Regions from separate parts of the Homo sapiens genome. Here regions 1 and 2 are each linked to region 3. The links are chromatin contacts, found by Hi-C in ENCODE. All regions are on one chromosome and are shown on one strand. Each heading gives the region's core, a stretch centred on a gene start or an enhancer-like site at or near the end of the contact. The rest is flanking DNA. Distances are from core to core; before and after follow the strand shown.

Region 1 (4,852 bases), core at 1,174-3,673, 1.7 Mb before region 3:
TTCAAACCAAGGTCTCAGCAGCTCTCCAAAGCCCTGTGCTCTTCCAACACATTTGTAGTTTGTAGGTGGCAACTGAAGCCATGAGACTGGGTGAGATTATGACAGTTTTGACACCAGGGACTAAGTCTTGGAGGTCTTTCCCTCTGCAGTCATCAAACTCATCTAGTCCAAACTTGCTAGCTGTCTCAGTGTCACAGATGGCTGAATTCCCAGGCTCCGCCCCAGACTCACCAAGCTTCGCAGCGGTACCAGAGGATCCACCCCTGCTTTCCGTTTGGCCCTGTTCACCATCTCATTGATCCTCTCCACACACTTGTCTGTCCCGATCAGCTGGCCCCAATCAAGGGAAGAAGGAGTTACAAAGGCTTACAGAAGCTATGTTGCCCCCACAGGCTGCTCTGTGAGTCCCAGCCACCACCTCAACAGGAATTACAGAGAATAAAATCAGAACCAAGCCCTCTGATCCCCTCAGTGTGGTTTTTACCCAGTGGTTTGTGCTCAGTCCATCTGCTTCTGCCAGGATCTTCCCATCCTCTGAGACTAAAAGGACCTCGGATCGTGTGCCTCCCCTACAGAACACAAGAGGGCACTTGATCTTGCTCGGAAAAACCCACAGAGAGAGCTAAGCTTGTGCTGTCCACACTGGCAGAGCCCAGTATGATGGAGGAGACAGCTTCGACAAACTCAATCACCACTCCCAAACCCGCCTCTGTGGTTCAGTGTTTGAGTGCTCTTTAACTGAAACATAATTCTCACTCCTCTTCCCTTGGGGATGTCCTCCTTATCCTGCAAGACTCTACTTACGCTTCACCTAGTCCTCGAAACCTTTTCTGAGGTGTGGCCCACCCCAACGAATTAGTTAAGTCTCCGTTAGTTAAACCTTCATAGTGCCTCCAAAGTTATTAAAGTCTCCTCTGTATGAAGTGTGTGTTCAGACGCTTTGTGTCCGCCTCTCACTAGACTTCAAGCTCCACTGGGTCAAGCTCCTGATCACTTACTTACCCTCTCAGAACGAGCACAGGAGCTGGCACAGGCAATGCTCAGCAAACACTCCTAAGAAAAATGGCACATCTCTCTGCTTCCCTCACAATAGCTAAAGACTGCATTTCAAGATCCAGCTGCCAAGGTCTTCAAGACACCTTTGCTAGAAATGCTGACCAGATGGCAGGGTGACTTCATACATACTTAAGCAACTAAACCTTCAAATGTTGATTACTGGGGGTCACAGTAGTTCACAGGGAGATCTGTGGTGATGGGATATATGTTTCTTTATTGATCATTACTTTTAGGAATGGCAGAAGAAGACACTGAAGACCGCTCATCAAACTCAAAGAGGACATGAAATTTCAAGGGGGTAGTTAATACATGAGGTGGCAGATTCCACATCCAAAAGCATGTCTTGACGAACTGGAAGAAACGGGTCATATCTTACAGATGACTATAACAAGGATGAATGCAGACTCCTATACTGTTTTTTTTAAGTGCTACAAATACAGGATGGGAAAGATCATTCCTAACAATTCATGTGAAAAGACTTTGGGGTCTGTGAATCAGCAGTGGGGTGTGGCTGCCAGAGAAGTGAAAACAATCACAGATTCGAAAGTACAGTGCCCTGGCTGAGAGGCCAGCGACCCCCATTATTCCCTGATTTGACAAACTCAGATTCACAGAATGTTGCCACTGGCAGGGACATAGCGATCTTATTTATCCCTATCCTCACTTTGCACATACGGTAACTGTAGCCCAGGGAGGGTAAATATCTTGTCCATGGTCATACCCAGGGGCAGAGCTATTACAAAAAGTTCAGTAAACAAGCTTCTGAGCAGAAAAATGCAATCTAGTGAAAGCAGCATGGAAGGCCAACAGGGATGGAGCGGTTTTCAGACATCAGGACAACCTAGTACTCTGGCTCGCAGCTGCTCCAGCTCCCGGATAACCTCAGCCAAGATCTTTGTCCCGCTTCTCCCCACTCCCACTCCCCACCCTGCCCGCGCTCAGCAATTTCACACCTGACACCTGTTCTGCAAAACTCTGTCCGAGGTCAGGAATAGGAAAAAGGAGCTGCTTCTCCAGCTGAAGACAGCGGAGTGGGTGTTTCGTGGAAGAAAGGGGCGTGGTTCCGCCAAGAAACACAAAGGATCCCCAACCCGGGGTGTGGCTGTTGCACAGGCAGAGTCCCCGTAAGGCATACAGCTGTGCGCTCCAGGGCGCCCCTGCGCGTGCACACACCTCTTCACCGCAAGGTCCCGCCGCCCAAAGTGCCCGGACGCCGAGGATCAAGGCCACCAGCTTGCCAGGCTGGCCACGGCCTTCCGCCCCGCCTTCGGGCCCAGGCTCCCTCCGCCGGGCCGCACTCACCCCTCTACACCCCCATAGATCGCGGCCATGCTGCTGCTACCGTCGCTGCTGGTCCCGCCGTTTGCGTCTCTCCCCGCCTGACACCTCCTTCCCTCCAGCTGTCTGGGCACCGCCCCACTTCCCGTGACCTCCCGCGCAGCCAGCTGACTCCCTGTGCGCGTGCGCATGCGCGGGGCGGGGCGCCGGTAGGAGCCGGGGATGGCTGCGTCCCTCAGGCTGTCTTCCTTCTGGTGTCTCCTCCAGGTGGAGCGACTGCGGTCCGCAGCGGCCCCTCCCGTCCTCCTGGATCCTGCTTCCAGAGATGGACACTAATCCCAAGAGGAGGAATCAAAGAGGGGTATCTAGGTCGGTCGGACCCTTAGGACACATCACTGACCTGCCTGCCTGTAAACGCCCGGAAGTTGCTGGCAGTCCCGCGTTAGGTTGCGCGTGCGCACTGCTCTTGGCCGCGTAGGTTGTGACGCATGCTCGGCCAGACCCCCGCGAAGCTGTGGGCTCAGGGACCTGCGCCCATGGACCTGTAACAGAAATTACTGTAATGTTCTACTGAACATCTGCCACGCGATGGCGAGTCACACGGGCACACACGAACACTCGCTCAGATTGTTGCCCTGCGCTCGTGTGAATGTACGGATCCGGGAGGAATTGGGACCTAAACAGACAAGCCCTCGAGGCGGTCCCGGCAGCCCTGAGGAGGGAGCCTTCACCTCTTCCTACCCACCCAGTTTACTTCTTGTGGAGGATATTTGCAGGGACATAGCCCACTGGGAGAACTAGCAGATACGGCTTTACAAGTTTTTTATTGCCTTTCAGCCCCCATTCCGCTCCCCTTCCTTGCGCTGCGTCGGGAAAGGGAATGGGATCCCTAGGGGTGCAAATACAGGCCAAGTCAGGGAGAGCTGTGGCTCCTGAGGGCCTCCTCTGGCTCCTCCGGGAAGTTTTGGGCCCTCAAGGAGCAGCTTCGCGGGCCAGGAGGGCGGTTAGCTGCCCTTGGCATCTTTTTGGGGAAATCAGTTGGCCTGTCGCGGGTCGAACTCTGTCCCCCTTGACTGCCTGCCATCTTCTGGAGAAACCCCTAATAGGCTGCTGTGTCTGGTTATGCTTTAGTGAGAAAATTAGGCTTTTTAAGCTTTCTCATTTCCTACCCTACCACGTTGTAATTCACAAAAGTAAAAAGTAAATCACTACATGATAGACTCTGTATCATGTATTCATTTATAGAATATATATCATATATTCTATATCAGATGGAGAATATAATAGAGGGTAGGATTTTTTTATGCCTGCCTATGGCATTTTTTTAATTCACAGCACTTTAGAGCTGGAAGATTATCCAACATACACATTTTTAGAATTACAGTTAGTAGATTGTGGTGCAATTAAACTGGGCAGGATTTTTGGAGACTAGATTGTAGGTGGATTTTGAAATAATTGTTTCTGTCCTGTACTACTGCAATGAGCCATGGGACGTATGTGTATAAATATTAAGTTTGTCTTTGTATTGCTTGTTTAGGCAAGCAAGCAAAAGGGAAAGTGCCCAGGTTTAAGACAAGAATTGAGTTCACCATTTACTAGCTGGATGAGCTTGGGTGACTTACAGGTAATTGCTGCAGCCTCTCCTCTACAAAATGGAAATGATAAACATCTACCTGCTGGGGCTGACGCAAGATTTAAATGCCAAAAGAGTTTTGGAAACCATAAAGTACTTCACAGATCTTAACTAACTTGTATTTACATTACCAATTAGTGTGTGCTGTCCTGCACAGTATCCATATGTGAATACTGAGCACTTGAAATGTGGTTAGTCCAAAATGAGATGTCCCGTCAATGTAGAATACACACAGGATTTCAAAGACTTACTACAAAAAAAGAGTGTAAGATACCTCATTAGTCACTATTATATGAATCACATGTTGAAATAACATTCTGGATGTAGTAGATCAAGATTATAGATTACTAAATTTTGCCAATCTATTATATTTTTTAGTGTCACTACTAGAATATTTAAAATTTTGACCTACATATTTCTGTTGTACAACCCTGTTGTCTCTATCTGGACCATAATATTTCAAAGTCACTGAATGCCTATTTATGAAATAAATAATGGCCATATAATTGATTTAAAGAAGAAAGTAGCCGGGCGTGGTGGCTCATTCCTGTAATCCCAGCACTTTGGGAGGCCGAGGGGGTGGATCACCCAAGATCAGGAGTTCAAGACCAGCCTGGCCAACAGGGCGAGACCCTGTCTCTACTAAAAATACAAAAGTTAGTTGGGCGTGGTGACAGGCGCCTGTAATCCCAGCTACTTGGGAGGCTGAGGCAGGAGAATCACTTGAACCCAGGAGGTGGAGGTTGTGGTGAGCCAAGATTGTGCCATTGCACTCCAGCTTGGGTGACAAGAGTGAAACTCCGTCTCAAAAAAAAAAAAAAAAAAAGAATAAATAAAATACGTTTATGTTGTACATTATAATTCTTTTTGTTTGTTTGTTTGTTT
Region 2 (4,486 bases), core at 124-2,623, 1.6 Mb before region 3:
TGACCGTTTTAACCATTTTACAATTCTGTAACACTGTATACAATTCAGTGACATTAAGCACATTCACACTGTTGTGATGCCATCAGCACCATCCATCTTCCCAAACTGAAACCCTGTATCCATTAAAAAGTAACTCCCCATTCTTTGTCCCCCAGACCCTGGCAAGCACCATTTAACTTTCTGCCCATGATTTTGACTACTCTGGGTACCTCATATGAGGGGAATCATACAATGTGTGTCCTTCCCTATTTGGCTTATTTCACTTAGCATCATGCCTTCAAGGTTCATTGATGTTGTAGCATGTGTCAGAATTTCACTTCATTTTAAGGCTAGATAATATTCCATTGTATGTTTATAGCACTTTATGTCTATCTTTTCGTCAACCGATGGACATTTGGGTTGCTTCCCTCTTCTGACCATTGTGAATAATGCTATGAATATTGGTATACAAATGTCTCTGCTTTCTCAGTTCTTTTGGGTATATACCCAGAAGTAGAATTGCTAAATCATACGGTAATTGTTTTTTTTAGGAATACGTATTTTTATGCAGGAAAAATATGATTCTGAAATAAGCCTACTAGACTCTTGTTCTACATACTTTATTTTGCATGCCTGTCTCCGCCACTAGATGGGAGACTTGTTGACAAGGACTAACCGGTTCCAGGTGCCCCTCAGGAACCCTCCCAGAGGTGTAGTAAATGCATCCAGCGCCTAGCGGACGCCCTGCGTGCCCGGCAAGGGGTGAGGTGCAGGCGATACAAAGGTGCAGAATGTACCCCAAAAGAACAGCCTAGAGGGGAATTAGGCCGGAGGATGACCGATTAAAATCACCCCAACTCCTGATTGTGCCGCTTCCTAGGTGCATGACCCAGGGCAACTTCCTTTGGCCCCGGCTTCCCCGTCTATAAAATGATTTACATTATCTGCTCAAATTTCCGACAAGAACACACCTCGCCTTTATCACAGAGCGTGGCACATATTAGGAATTCAATAATTTTGTCCCTATCACCTGCGATAGCAAGAGACAGACTTGTCCGCAACCTGCCGGGAGGCAGGTTCTGGGGAGGTTGCTGGGGCGCGGTCGGGCGGCCCTGTCCGGCCCTGGACCACCTCCAGGCTGGTACGGGAGTGCACAGGGAGGGACTGGAGGCTGCACTCCGAGCCCCAGTATGGGCGCTTGGTCGTCTCCGCCCCTGGGCACCGTCCCGCCTCCCTCTGGCTGCAGCGGTCTGCATTCATTCCCCTCAGTGGAGCGGGGGATCCTGGCGGGGCAGCGGCGGTTGGCCCTCCTCTCCGGCGGGCGGCGCTAGCGCGAGCCTGGCCCCGGGCAGCGCTAGGGCCGGGCTCCTCTCGGCGGCGGCGCACCGTCGTCCTGTCGTCCGCGGGGCGGGGACGCGGCGGCGGCGGCGGCGGTGGCGGCTGTGTGTCGCCGGAGCCGAAGCGCGCAGGCCCGTCCCGGTGGCCGGGGAGCGGGCGGGTGGGGGCGCCATGTGGTTCATGTACCTGCTGAGCTGGCTGTCGCTCTTCATCCAGGTGGCCTTCATCACGCTGGCTGTCGGTGAGACTGCACGACCCCGGCCCGCGCGGGCTCCCGCCCCGGCATCGGTGCTCGTTGGGGGTCGCATCGCGGGGGTTTCGGAGCCACTCGGGGGACCACTGCCCGGCGCTCCCGGCCTTCGCCGCCCCAACCCCTTCCCGCCTGATCCTGCCCCTCCTGTCGAGCCTGGCAGCCCGGCCTGACCGTGGCTCCTTCCAGGTGTCACAGAGTCCGCTCCGGCACTGCCCGAGAAAGGGTGACTCGAGTGCCGCCCCCGCGTCTGCGGACCGCTAACCGCTGCGGCTCCCACTCTTCGCGGGCCTGCCGCGCGGAACTTTTCCCCAACGCCTACCGCCGCCTTTGCGCCTCTGGCCCTTCATGCTCCCTGCTCTCTCCACCTTTGACACTTCTCCTCTGGCTGGTTCCCATTCGGCCTCAGTTGAGATGTCATCTTTTCCGGGAAGTCCACAGGGGTTGATGGTCCAGCAGTGCCCTGTCCTTTCCCTAAAGTAGCATTTCTCACACTAAACTCGTCTGTCTCTCCCTACTGTTCCCCTTCCCTTTCCCAAGCTGGGTCAGGGAAGGACCCTTGTCTGTCTTTTTCAGCTGTATTCTCAGCCCAGGGACCTGGCTCATGCCAAGTGCCCAGCAGGTGTTTATTGAATACGTGAAATTCCGTTTTCTGAGCCAGAGGTTATCATTGTACTGTGGCATCAAATGCAGACTTTCGTTGATTTTTATGAGATTTGTCCTTAGTTGCCCTAAGAAAGTTTTACTTCTCCAGACTTGGAAGGGCAACACATGGGATGTTTGGTTTGTTCTTGACCTTCTGGGGTCCATGAAGGGTGGATGGGGACTGGGCTGCAGAGAGAGGGGTGACCAGGATGGTGGGAGTGACCCTGGCTGATAGTCTCCCTGCCTCCCACCCTGCAGCGGCTGGACTCTATTACCTGGCAGAACTGATAGAAGAATACACAGTGGCCACCAGCAGGATCATAAAATACATGATCTGGGTAAGTGGCATCTTTCTCCAGGAGTCCTCCTCACTCTTTTGCCCTGCCTCAAAAGCAGGAAGTGGGGAGAGTTTGGCATGGATGATGAGGCCTGTGTCTCTGCTGTTTCCTGAGCATACACTCTTACCTCCTTGCCCTGAACGCTGTCTTTTGGGTCTGCACTCCTGGGCCCAGATCTTCCCTGGCCGCCTTCCCCAAGTGGCATTGTTTCACTGCAGGCCTTGTGCTCTAGTCCTTAAGGTGACAGCGAAGTGTACTTCTCTGTTGACAAGACCGTAGATTTGACTTTGCTTAGCTCTCTCCCGCTGTCTTTAGCCCTTTGCTCTGCTCACAGCATTTAAAACTTAGAGGAGCCATAAGACAGTTTTGCATATATGTTCATTGCCATCTTTCTAATCGGATCAAGTGATTTGTCCTAAGATCGGCACAGCTTCGCTGCCCTCGCCCTTCCCTGGTCTCATGGGAGGCTTCTCTTACTGAAGACACAGTCCTTGCCACTGATATCAAAGCCATAGGGGTGACTGCTGGTGGACAGACTTCCTTCAGCTGCAGGAAAGGCTGGGGGTAGGGGTGCCATTGGAGAGAAAGCGTCCACAGCCCCTCAAGTCGCCTGGTGTCAGCAGCCATGTGCACTCTGGGCATGGCTGAGGTTGGGAGTTCACAGTGGAGGCAAGACTATAGCCCTCAGCTCTGGTCCAGAGGCCCAGCTTGTGGGTGTTGGCACAGTAATTAGCCCTTCATTCAGCCAACTGTCATTTGCTAAGCACTGACAACTGTAGGTACTTATCAGTAGTGTTTTTCAAACTGTAGGCATGATTCATTATTTGGCTGTATAGTAGGTCACAATCAGCATTTTTTAAAAAAAGGAACATAAATAGAATTGAAATTTGAGCTTTGAATCATATATATGTATATATGTGTTGGGGTCACAGTGTAAAATGTTTTTCTTTTTCTTTTTTTTTTTTTGAGATGGAGTTTCGCTCTTATTACCCAGGCTGGAGTGCAGTGGCACAATCTCAGCTCACCGCAACCTCTGCCTCCTGGGTTCAAGCGATTCTCCTGCCTCAGCCTCCCGAGTAGCTGGGATTATAGGCATGTGCCACCATGCCTGGCTAATTTTGTATTTTTAGTAGAGATGGGGTTTCTCCATGTTGGTCAGGCTGGTCACAAACTCCCAACCTCAGGTGATCTGCCTGCCTTGGCCTCCCAAAGTGTTGGGATTCCAGGCGTGAGCCACCTCGCCTGGCAGATGTTTTTCTTACTGTGGGTTGCTGTCAAAAAGTTTGAGAAATGGGCTGGGTGCGGTGGCTCACACCTGTAATCCCAGCACTTTGGGAGGCCATCAGAAGTTTGAGACCAGCCTGGCCAACATGGCAAAACCCTGTCTCTACTAAAGACACAAAAATTAGCTGGGCGTGGTTGTGCATGCCTGTAGTCCCAACTACTCAGGAGGCTGAGGCAAGAGAATTGCTTGAATCCAGGAGATCGCGCCACTGCACTCCAGCCTGGATGACAGAGTGAGACTCCGTCTCAAAAAAAAAAAAAAAAATGTTGCCTTTTGGGAGCAGAGAACCTAGCTGGGGAGGCCAGACCTGTGAAATGAGGAGATTGAAGCATGAACCTAGTGCTGCCCAGAGCGGGCTGGGGGTTGGTGAGTCCAGGAACGTTGCCTGGAAGAAGCGCCCTGCACTGTCTGCCTCTGGTTGTTTCAGTTCTCCACCGCTGTACTGATTGGCCTCTACGTCTTTGAGCGCTTCCCCACCAGCATGATTGGAGTGGGCCTATTCACCAACCTCGTCTACTTTGGCCTCCTCCAGACCTTCCCCTTCATCATGCTGACCTCGCCTAACTTCATCCTGTCGTGTGGTGAGAGGGGACAGAGTTGGGGAGGCAGCTGATGTGGTTGGGTGTGCCCATCTCCATCCTGGGCACTAAA
Region 3 (4,697 bases), core at 174-2,673:
GTTAATTCCGCTAAGAAAATAGGACTTTTTTTCACTCATTCCAAAATAAATTTGATCTTTTACTTTGTGCTGTGGTCTAAAAGTGTTGGGTATGTAAAATCTAGTTCTAGCTTCAAGAAACTTACAGCCCAGTGGGAAAATACAGAAAATCATAAAATATCAAAGAATATTTCTTTACAGTGAGTAGCTCAAAGAGTAAGAGGTTAATGCATGTCTCCAAGTCTGTCTAGGGGGGATAAAAAAGGCTTTCCTGAAGAGGTAGCATCTAAACAGAGACGTGGTGGGGATTCTATGCAGAGTAACCAAAGTGTGCAAAAGATTTGAGAATCTTGGCCCAGTTGAGGAACTACCTGTTGAGCCTGTTGGGAGTGTATAGGGCTGGAAGGACGGCTAAGACCAGACACATGAACAGCAGTCAGCAGGCTAAGACCAGACACATGAACAGCAGTCAGCACTCCAGGAATTCTGTGTGCCATGTACGTTTTTGATACTACTCTACTCTAGAGCCATTATAGAGTTCTGATTACTCCACATTTGACTAAAGATACCATTTAAGGCTGTTTAAAGCAAATGCCCAGGTAATAAATTCTCAGAAACATCATCCCTCTCTAATCAAGTCTCTCTTGTCAGACATGGCGCATTAATTCATAGAATGAATCGTTCGTAAGTCAAACGCGCGGCTGTTAAAGCTAGGGAATTCCTAGCCGTCTCAGGTGGGTCATGGGAGGAGGTGGGCCAGCAGTTTCTTACGTCCAGGCTCATAGTCGGATAGTTGAGCCTTACATTCCTCCTCTACCCCTCCACAATAAACTGAGGGTTATGGAGGCAACGGATGCGGAGGGCTTTTAGGGGCCAAGCATATTACACAAGGAATTGAATTGCTTATTACCAGAGAGGCTGACCTTTGGGGCTTTACAGTCAAGAATTTTGTTATCTCTCTCCTCCCACCTCAACCTAATTCTTTGCAATTTTTTTCAGCCTTATGTTCCCCAGGATTCCCTTTTCATACTTCCTGCTTTTTTCCTCCTCTTTCCTCGCTTCGTGCAGTGCTGGCGCCTGGGGCCTGGGGCTGCACGGGGCACGCACCCGGGCTATTGCTTTGCTAACAATTCCATCCTTCTCTTTCCGTCATTCCCTGCCAGGTGCTGAGTTTCTCCCTCCCTCTCGGCTCGGTCCCTCCCGCGGCTCGCCCCGGGGCGGGCGTCTCCAGGAACTCCAGGCGGACGCGGCCACGAGCCACTGCCACGTCGCCGCCGCCAGCAGTCCAGCGCCTGCGTGGGCTCGGGGGGCGGGGCAGCGCTGGGAGGCGGGACTTGCGCGTGAGCGGCGCGTGAGCGGTTCAATGGAGCCTACGGGCGGCGGCGCGCTGCGCGCCGAGGGGCGGGGCCCGGCGGCGGTTGCTGGCGGAGCCCGGGAGGCGGAGAAGGCTGTCGTTGCCTTGGCCGTCGCATCCCCGAGGGAGTCGTGTCGGCGCCACCCCGGCCCCCGAGCCCGCAGATTGCCCACCGAAGCTCGTGTGTGCACCCCCGATCCCGCCAGCCACTCGCCCCTGGCCTCGCGGGCCGTGTCTCCGGCATCATGTGTGGTAAGGGGGCCGGGAGCGGGGGGCGTGTTGCCGGGTGGCGCTGGGGTGCGGTGCGGGTGCCGCTAAGGCCCAAGGCGACGGGCGGAAGCGGGAGTGTGGAGGGTGCGAAGTCTGGGTGATGGGCAAGGGGCGCCCAGTGGTGGCTGCGGGGGCGGGGGCCGGCATCCACGGGCGGGAGAGGGGGTGGCGGCCGGGAGAAAGGCACCTGAGAGGAAGGCGGGCCCCCTTTGCCGGGGGCTAGCGGGCGCCTTGGCGCGGAGAAGGAACCGAAAGGGGAGAGAAACGCCTTTATTGAAAAAGGAGGAGAGAGCTGAGGGAATTGAGGTGTGGAGGGGGTTGCCTTCAAAAGGGCCCACCAGGTGAGTGAGGAAACCTGTGGAACCTCGGGCGAGGTCTCTTGAACTTACCTTGCATTTTTCTAAAAATCTTTAAAAAAATATTTTACTTGTTTCTGGGGAGGCCCAATAGAAAACAGACCCTAGCTAGAGCCACGGTAGTGCCATTAAACGTGATACTTCCTGCCATCCCTTGTCTCAACAGAAACCATTGCTAATCAATAACTTGGTTCATGGGCTTAGACCTGATCCTCTGGTGGAAGAGGCCTTCAAATGTCTGTGGCGATAGGTTATACATAATTTATCATTTGCGTGTGCACCCATTAAAAATGCCAGCTCTGAAAAATATCAGTTATACCTTGGATGTATACCCCTTTAGAATACCAACTATGAAAAATATCATTTATCCCTTGCATGTGCATCCATTAAAAATACTAGCTATGGAAAGTTGAGCAAATATCTTTCCTAGAGCCTTAAAAAATTAAGGTTAGGCCCTTTTATTCCATGTTTTGAGAGTCGTTTATTATGACCTAAGTGTTAGTGAAAGAGACTTTGAGAATCGTGTCTGACATGACTGATATCTTCTAAAATTGGTGTTAATTTGGCTATTGCCAGTAAAAATAATTGTATTCTTACCTTTCTTATTGAAATTTACAACCGACTTTATCCCTGGAAGAAAGTACACTTTTTTTTTTTTTTTTTAAAGGGAAGTACCATTGTAAGAGAATTGAAAACTCTCTGGGAGACTTCTTATTTGCAGCCTTTTACACGAAGGAACTGAACAGGAGGTGGATTGTACTCGTTAGTGTATATATTTCCTGTATTTAACTTTATGCTCATTTCAGCTTCTGAAAATGAGGAGCAGGTTTAAATTTAGAGTAGATTAAAAAAAAACCCACATAAAAACAGAAACACCTATAAATAGCTTACTGAAATTATTAGAGTAGAGCTGACTTCAGAATCAGACTTTTGCAGTGTCTACTTAGTAGAATGGTTTTGCATTTAGTTTGGAGCTGTGAAGTAGTGAATTTGCAAACTGGTCAATCTCCAGTGTGCTTCATTTGGTAGTTAACTGTTCCTGAATGATGAGGGGTGTGCCTCATCAAGTACTCAACATTCTGGTTGCAGGTCATTTCATCATGTTCCAAGAAAAAAACGTAGTCAAAGTACTTACTGAAAAAAAAATAAATAAATAAATAAATCAGCGCTGGGCGTGGTGGCTCCCGCCTATAATCTCAGCACTTTGGGAGGCCGAGGCAGGTGGATCACCTGAGCTCAGGAGTTCAAGACTAGCCTGGCCAACGTGGTGAAACTCCATGTCTACTAAAAATACAAAATTAGCTGGGCGTGGTGGTACGCGCCTGTAATCCCAGCTACTCGGGAGGCTGAGGCAGGAGAATTGCTTGAACCCAGGAGGTGGAGGTTGCAGTGAGCCGGGATCGCGCCATTGTAATCCAGCCTGGGTAAAAAAGAGCAAAACTCCATCTCAAAAATGATAAATAAATATAAATAAATAAATCAGATATGGAAATCAGGTTCAGATAAGGGAGATACCTTTAGGGTGGAGACTAAATGTTGGGAGTTTTCACATAGTTTGTGTCTCCATTCCATAGAGTTTTACGGCTGAGGAAACAGGTATTGAAGAAATAAAAAGTGAATATTTGAGGCATTTCTGAGGTCCTGCTTTTAAGTCATACCACGGTTTTGCCTGATTCTAGGGATAGGGTTCAGAATTTATTTTCTCTCTAATGTAAATTCTGAAAGATAAGAAGATGAGTGTCATTATTTTCCTCCCACATCTTAGTCATTGAACTAAAATTCCTGAGCAGAGAAATGGAGTGAAAATTAGACTAGATGGGAAAATCTGGAAGCTTACTTTCTGATTACTTGCTATCTAGTTAAGTTTTTCTCTTTCTTTCCTTCTTTCTTTTCTTTTCTTTCTTTCTTTCTTTTTCTTTCTTTCTTCTTTCTCTCTCTTTCTTTCTTTCTCTTCTTTCTTTTCTTTCTTTCTTTTTTCTTTTTTTTTTTTTTTTTTTGTGACGGGGCCTCTCTCTGTCGCCCAGGCTGGAGTGCAGCGGCATGATCTTGGCTCACTGCAGCCTCTGTCTCCGGGGTTCAACCTCCCGAGTAGCTGGGATTACAGGGGTGTACCACCACACCTGGCTAATTTTTGCATTTTTGGTAGAGGTGGGGTTTCACCATGTTGACCAGACTGGTCTGCTGACCTCAGGTAATCCACCTACCACAGCCTCCCAAAGTGCTGGGATTACAGGAGTGAGCCACCTTACCCGGCCCTAGTTAAATTTGCCTAAAAGATTATTTTATTTCAACGTTGTGCATTGTTGAAGCAGAAGAATGAGGATTGAAGATTCTGATGTGCTTTTTTTCAATCAGATATACTGATAAAATTGATATGTTTACCAGCTTGTATTGGGATGTTAATAAGTGTTAGGAAAAAAGATCCTCTGGTCCAGTAAATTTGGGAAGCAACATATTAAATCGCGTGGTAATGTTTTGTTTTGTTTTTTGATTGGAGGATTTCTTGGAATCTTTAATGTATTAATAATAAGCATTGAGAATCTCCCAGAGAAGAATAGTGTGTCTATTTTCCAAATTTATTTTATCTTCCTTTTTCTTGGTAGTTTGGAATATACTTTGTCCTTTTTATTTGCATTATTTTTGGTTTTGCTGAGTGTCAAGTCACTTAAGCTATCCCTAGCTTTTAACAGATTTTGCTATTGTTTTTATAAATGTGAAGTTATACCCTTCTGATTCGA

The links. Hi-C counts contacts between places; a loop is a spot of excess contacts on that map. Pooled maps may share reads with other maps.
Region 1: a map of CD8-positive, alpha-beta T cell shows a loop between it and region 3 (5-fold over the local background). The contact joins the promoter of NAGK here to the promoter of GFPT1 in region 3. A Hi-C loop is called at or near these places in 1 of 168 maps with a recorded cell type or tissue (CD8-positive, alpha-beta T cell), 1 of 37 single-sample maps with no recorded cell type and 7 of 50 pooled maps.
Region 2: a loop to region 3 is called in a pooled map, with 9 times the contacts of the local background. The contact joins the promoter of TEX261 here to the promoter of GFPT1 in region 3. A Hi-C loop is called at or near these places in 5 of 50 pooled maps.

Annotation. Positions count from the first base shown.
Region 1 is chr2:71,066,219-71,071,070 of GRCh38, reverse strand. It overlaps NAGK (N-acetylglucosamine kinase), which reads right to left and starts at 2,423. Exons shown (of 10, transcript NM_017567.6): 1 at 2,359-2,423; 2 at 485-569; 3 at 232-330. The coding sequence starts at 2,387. RefSeq lists a silencer at 2,138-2,197.
Region 2 is chr2:70,991,760-70,996,245 of GRCh38, reverse strand. It overlaps TEX261 (testis expressed 261), which reads left to right and starts at 1,373. Exons shown (of 6, transcript NM_144582.3): 1 at 1,373-1,558; 2 at 2,471-2,550; 3 at 4,263-4,416. The coding sequence starts at 1,489. RefSeq lists an enhancer at 562-611 and silencers at 1,152-1,681, 1,712-1,801.
Region 3 is chr2:69,383,953-69,388,649 of GRCh38, reverse strand. GFPT1 (glutamine--fructose-6-phosphate transaminase 1) reads left to right here and starts at 1,423. Exons shown (of 20, transcript NM_001244710.2): 1 at 1,423-1,585. The coding sequence starts at 1,579. RefSeq lists silencers at 1,004-1,113, 1,174-1,843 and an enhancer at 1,072-1,631.